Linked DNA regions of Homo sapiens: region 2 is linked to region 1. A link is a loop called in an ENCODE intact Hi-C map of the cell type or tissue named here. Cell type or tissue: heart right ventricle. All regions are shown on one strand. Each heading gives the region's core, and the rest is flanking DNA. Links, peaks and the distances in the headings are about the cores only.

Region 1 (2,804 bases), core at 290-2,789:
GCCTTGTCCATCTTGTCCATCATGGGTCAGCCTCCTTCCGGGCCCAGACTGTCTGAACATTGCTGGCCACGGTGGCAGAGGGAGAAGTGAGTTCCAGATGTCATGCCCTGGCAGCTGCGTACTCCTTCTTGGAAGTTCCACCCACCATTCCTGGCCCAACCTGAACAGGAGAATGAAACAGTGCTCTTTGCCCACACGCCCAGGAGGGGAGAACTGGAATATTTGGCAGAAACCACTAGTGACTGTCAGATACCATACCATCTACTCTGTCCCATGACTTGTTTTTTCAACTTCCCTTGGTATCTCTGAGAACATCATGTCAGTACATCTTGGAATGTTTTACTCTTTTGTTTAGTTTTTGACTTACAAATTTTTCTATCTATATATTTTGAACAAGTGAGACAGTCACATGGTCCAAAGCGCAGCAGCTCTGTGGCTTCTCAGGGTACGTGGTGAAAACTCTACCCCACCATTTTTATTCAGTCACAGGGTTCCCCTTTCAGGAGCCAACCAGGCTAGCAGTTTTGTGTATGTCTATAATTAATTAAACCCCATTTGTTTGACTTGTTCATATTATTTCGTTGTATAGTTTATCTTGTCCCTTCTTGATGGGCGTTAGATCATTGTCTTTTTTGTTACAAAGATTGCCCTTGTCAGTATACCCTTGGCAGCACAGAAAGAAAGGGAGTGTTTTCCTTGGGTGCCTCTTACCTTCTTGTACCCCTGAGGATTGGGGCACCTGGTTTCTCTCCTCGGCATGGGCACCCCTTTCCTACGCTTGATCTTAGCCAAAAGGCCGAGAAGCAATAAGGGCACCCTTTTTCTAGGGGGTTCCTTGGGCCCTGGTGTATCTTGGGCCTTGGAGTCATCTTTGGAACGGGCCTGATCCCCTCTCCCAGTGCATGCTGTTAGGGTCCTTTATGGGATGGAGCCTGGACAGCTCCGATGGGTTTGAGTATGCTGCCCAAGGAGGAGAGATCCAGGTGTCACCGACCCTGCTGCTCCCACTCGGGCTGTCCTGCTGGGGCCTGGGTCCCACCCAGAAGGGGCTGTAGAATGCAGTGATGATGGCCACACGAACATGGGTCAGTCAGAGGAGGCCTCACAGTGGGCTCAACCCAGTCCCTGTGTTTCTGTCTTCTCCCAAGAAGAGCATTAGGAAAGCTGTGGTCTCATTCCCATGCTAGAAGGTGGCAGGGACACAGCTTCAGGCAGATGACACAACTAGCCTCAAACTCCAGCCAGTGACTGAGCCTCAGACCCTGGGATTCTGAGTCCAGTCCCTGCAGAGCTACCAGAACCAGCACTGACGTGACGCTCAGGCCACCTCGCTGTTCTGGTGACCCCTGAGTGCTCTGCTTCCTCCAGCTCCATGTGTTCTCAGGGGCAGTGGCTGCCCCCTGGGGAGGCTCAGGGTGTGTCCCTGCCTGACTCTCCTTTCAGGGGCTACCTCTGCTCTGCACAGCTGTTATCTCTGCCCTCCTGTCCAGCCACACCCTTGCCAACTGATAGTTATTTTTTCTTTTTCTGAGAAGGAGTCTTGCTCTGCTGCCCAGGCTGGAGTGCAGTGGCGCAATCTCGGCTCACTGCAACCTCCACCTCCCGGATTCAAGCGATTCTCCTGCCTCAGCCTCCCGAGTAGCTGGGATTACAGGCATGTGCCACCACACCTGGCTAATTTTTGTATTTTTAATAGACACAAGGTTTCATCACCTTGGCCAGGCTGGTCTTGAATTCCTGACCTAGGTGATCCACTCGTGTCAGCCTCTCAAAGTTCTGGGATTACAGGCATGAGCCACCAGGCCTGGTCTCTCCAGCTGACTGACCCCTTTTCTTGCCTGGCTCTGGGCCAGGCTCTCCCACTGTGAGCCATGTGACCTACTGAGCCTCCTGAGGCTCAGTTTTCTTGACTGTGAAATGGGCTGAACTCTAATTACCATGCTTGGTTGCTGGCGAGGCTTACGTAAGCTAATGTATTAAAGTGCACAGCACTGAGTTTAGATGTCCCCTGGGGAGGCCTGGGGAATGCCCTTCTAGTCCTTTCCATTGAGGAAATGTCCCCACAGAGATTGCAGGGGTTCCCAGAGTCAATCAGCCAGTCTGGCCTCAAGCCAGGCCTCAGAGTCCTACGTCCCAGCCCCTTGCCTGCTCCCGCCCAAGGGTAGTGTTCTAGGAACACGCCGAGCCAGCGTGGTGACGTAATCCCCCTCTCTGCTTTTTGTCTCCTCCAGGTTTGGTAAGAGAGATTCATTTCCATCCCCTCTACCACCTGGGAGTCGTGTGTGCGTTGCTGTCCCCATCGGGGGTGGACCTCTTTGACCCACCTCTTAGCCCGTTCAGCCTCTCCATAGTCCAGAAGCAGAGGTGCTGGTGACCACCTCAGGAAATAGCCCTAAGACAGGTGGCCTTAAAGTGACTGGCTGGCTTCAGCCCAGCTGGTGGCTGCTCTCTGAGAATCAGAGACCTTGAGCACATCTCAGCCCACAGGCAGCCCCATGAAGAGCCCTGTCTCCACCTTGCCCTTCCCCACCGAGACTCTCCAGCAGGGACTCTGGCCTGCTGGGCTGCCACGGTAAAGCAGCACCCCTGGGAAGGCGGTGCCATCTGCCTGATTTCGCTAGACTTTAGCCATCTCCAGAACCCCACCTGATGTCCTGGGATCCCACTCTTCAGGAAAGGGACATTCCTGGAGGCAGAAATGTAGCGCAGCTCTGAATGAGGCCCCAAAAGATGGGAGATGCAGAAGCCCCTTTGGGAGGAGAGGACACCTGGGCAACCCTTGACCCCCTTTCCCACCCCCACCT
Region 2 (2,804 bases), core at 83-2,582, 80 kb after region 1:
ATCTTCTTGTATCCTCATGACCACACTGGAAGAGGTCTGATTGTTCCCTTTTCCTGTTGTGGAACCACATGGAGGAGGCCTGGGCTTTGGAACCAAGCCTGCCCCGATGCAAGCTGATGCTCCTAAGCACCACTGCTGAGTGACGCTCTGCATGAGTGATGAGTTCCCTAAATGACTGGGGCCAACCATAGCAGTAAAGAGCTATGGAGATACTGAGTGGATCCAAAGTGGATCTGCCACTGTGTGGTGCCTGTCCCTAGGCTCTCTATGGCTGTGAGACTGAAACAGACACAGTAGTTAAAAGGTGACCTAGGTAGTCAGTGGGGGAGACCTTAAACTAGAAGCTCCCTAAGGGCAGGGGGGTATCTGTGCCACCTTCTCCCCCAGAGTTGTGTGCACAAGGTGGAGCTCTTCTAAGGGCCTGAGGGAGAGCAGCAGTGACCTAAGCCCTCAGGCCTGTGGCCCTGGCTCATGCCTGGGACCACATCTACAGGACCAGGGGCAGAGGTCATGGCACCTGGGACACCCAGCACAGATGTCCTAGGTTGAATGCACCCTGTCATGTCCCTGCTGTGGAGCAGCTCTGGCTGGGAACCGACCTTGAAGGTTTGCATGGCCCAGCTGCGGAAGGCATCCTCTGCCCACTGACCTCATCCTCTTCCCCCATCGGGGTGAGCTGAGAGGCCCCCAGGTGGGACAGCTACTGGGTGAGGTCATGAGCAAAGGCACAGAACTGAGGGTACTTGCTGGAGCTGAGGCCAAACATGGCATACCTGCCCAAGGAAACACACAGAGACTCATGTCCCATGCAAGCAACACCTGGCACCCAGCACCCAGCACCAACAGCCTGGAGGGCCAGCCACAGACTCTCCCCATCCAGCTGGAGCATGGAGCTGCAGCCCCTTCTAGTCCTCCCAACCCCTGAGCCTTGTCACCAACTCCCATGACCACCCCATGCTTGGCCTGCAGACCCGTGAGAGGGACTTGGTTTCTGTGGCTTGACCCGTGACACACTCCGAGGGCAAACCTCTGGCCCAGGGTCCCTCTGTGCCTGGTCAGCTCTGAGAAGACCCCGTATGCGCACCCAGTTCCATCCCCTGAGCCAGACTTTGGGTCCTCAGGGCAAGGTTAGAAGTTGCAGGAGGAGGGAAAAAGCTTTACCTGAATTTGTTGGTGAGCTCTTTCAGCATGAAGAGGGATTTCTTCAGTTTCTAGAAAGAGAGGAAATGACAGAGTTCTCAGGCCAAGATGAAAAAAAACACCGCTTTTTCCATTCCTCTGGAAAACTGGCCACAGATGGCAGGAGATGGCTCCTGGCCCACAATGGAAGTTGGTTTACATATGGGGCCACCTGGCCAAGGACCTGGTTGTCAGGTGAGAATTTTAGCTTGTCTCTCACTCCAGCTAAACTGTAGCAACTTGTGTGGGCCCTGTCCCCTGGTGGGAGACCCAGAATAGCCTGGCCCCCTCCCATCCAGCCCTGGGCATCTCCAGAGGGCCTCCTAATAGGCCGTGATTCTGTCTTCTTGTTTGGAACCTGGTAAAAGCAACAACAGTTGGTCCTACAGTCTCTGAAATAAGGCTGGCTTTCCAGGAAGCCAAGATGATTCCAGGAGGTATGTGACCCAGCAGAACTAGCGTCAAATCCCATGGTGAGTATTTACTCCCTTTTCCATAATTTATTTTTTAGTTATTCCCCTTCAATTACATTTTCATTCTTTTGAGCCCTGGAGAGACAGTCTTGAGTTGGTGCTAATAGACCTTTAATGCCTCTCTCATTGCCTAGTACTCTTTTAAAAAACAAAGAAGGAGCAGGCCTTGGCCAGGGAATAGTATCTAGCTAAAATTCATTAACTTCATTTTGTTTTCATTGAATTTAAGTTTTGCTGCTTTCCATTTGTGAGAGTGACACAAGTTTCCTTTAAACATGAATTTGTAAATACAAACAGGTAGGCCATTCACAGAAATATATTAAATATGTCATAGGAAAGGGGGCACTCCCATATGGCAATAATTACAATGGAGGCCGGCAAATGACCTGAGTGACCCAGATGGCCTGAGCACTGACTCCCAAATGCCCTCTGTAGGACCTGCTTCATTCCCCGGACCCTTTCCTGGGTCCTCCCACACCCTACAACCTCCTAGACCAGCCAGACCTCAGGCCACCCACCTCTCCATTGCTGGGGAAGTCTCCATTCCCAAATGTGGTGGTCTCCACCAGCAACAGCTGTGCCTCCCTGTACTTGTCCATGCAGAGAACCTGGATGGTACCCAGGTGGACATCAGCCCTCAGCTCCCAGTAGATGCTCTGGGCTCCCTCCCACACCTCCCCCAGGCCAGGGCTTCTGTGCTCATCTGTCTCTTCCAGTGCCCGGCACAGGTGTGGCACGGAGGAGGTGAGTGAACAGATTTGAACACATTGTCCTCGGTTCTCCTTCCTTGCTCAAGCCCTGAAGCTAACCCGTCAGGAAGCCCTGGATGCTCTGCCTGTAAAATACTGCCTATCCTATGTCCAAGCTCCTCTCAGCACATCCATTGCTATTTACAGTTTTGTGTGTGTGGAAATATTTCCACGAAATTGGAATGAGCAGGTCACAGCTGTGCCTGGAGGGAATGGCTGGGGAAATGTGCCCTCGCCTTGCTGTTCTATCCAGGCCCACCCAGCTGAGGATGGGGGACCTGCCACCACTCTCCTGGCAGTTCCGGAGTCCTGGGAGCTGGCAGGTGAGGACCCAAGAGTGTTTTCAGCAACCTGGCTGACCTGGTCATCCGTCAGTCCCACCTTAGCCTAGGCCTCTACACAG

Evidence for each region. Hi-C counts contacts between places; a loop is a spot of excess contacts. Peaks named below come from ENCODE experiments on the same cell type or tissue, not always from the same donor. Only the 100,000 strongest peaks of a DNase experiment are listed, where the experiment ranks them.
Region 2: it touches region 1 in a loop (2.1-fold over the local background); 1 of 110 quality-filtered maps calls a loop at or near these places.

The regions. Positions count from the first base shown.
Region 1 is chr17:27,583,426-27,586,229 of GRCh38, forward strand. It overlaps KSR1 (kinase suppressor of ras 1), which reads left to right. Exons shown (of 21, transcript NM_001394583.1): 5 at 2,232-2,236. Among named protein-coding and RNA genes, the nearest start is that of LGALS9, 46 kb to the right of the region's middle. In heart right ventricle, for the core only: no CTCF peak of the experiment used is centred there; no DNase peak of the experiment used is centred there; H3K27ac peaks cover 668 bases.
Region 2 is chr17:27,663,443-27,666,246 of GRCh38, forward strand. It overlaps the pseudogene NOS2P1. Among named protein-coding and RNA genes, the nearest start is that of LGALS9, 34 kb to the left of the region's middle. In heart right ventricle, for the core only: no CTCF peak of the experiment used is centred there; no DNase peak of the experiment used is centred there.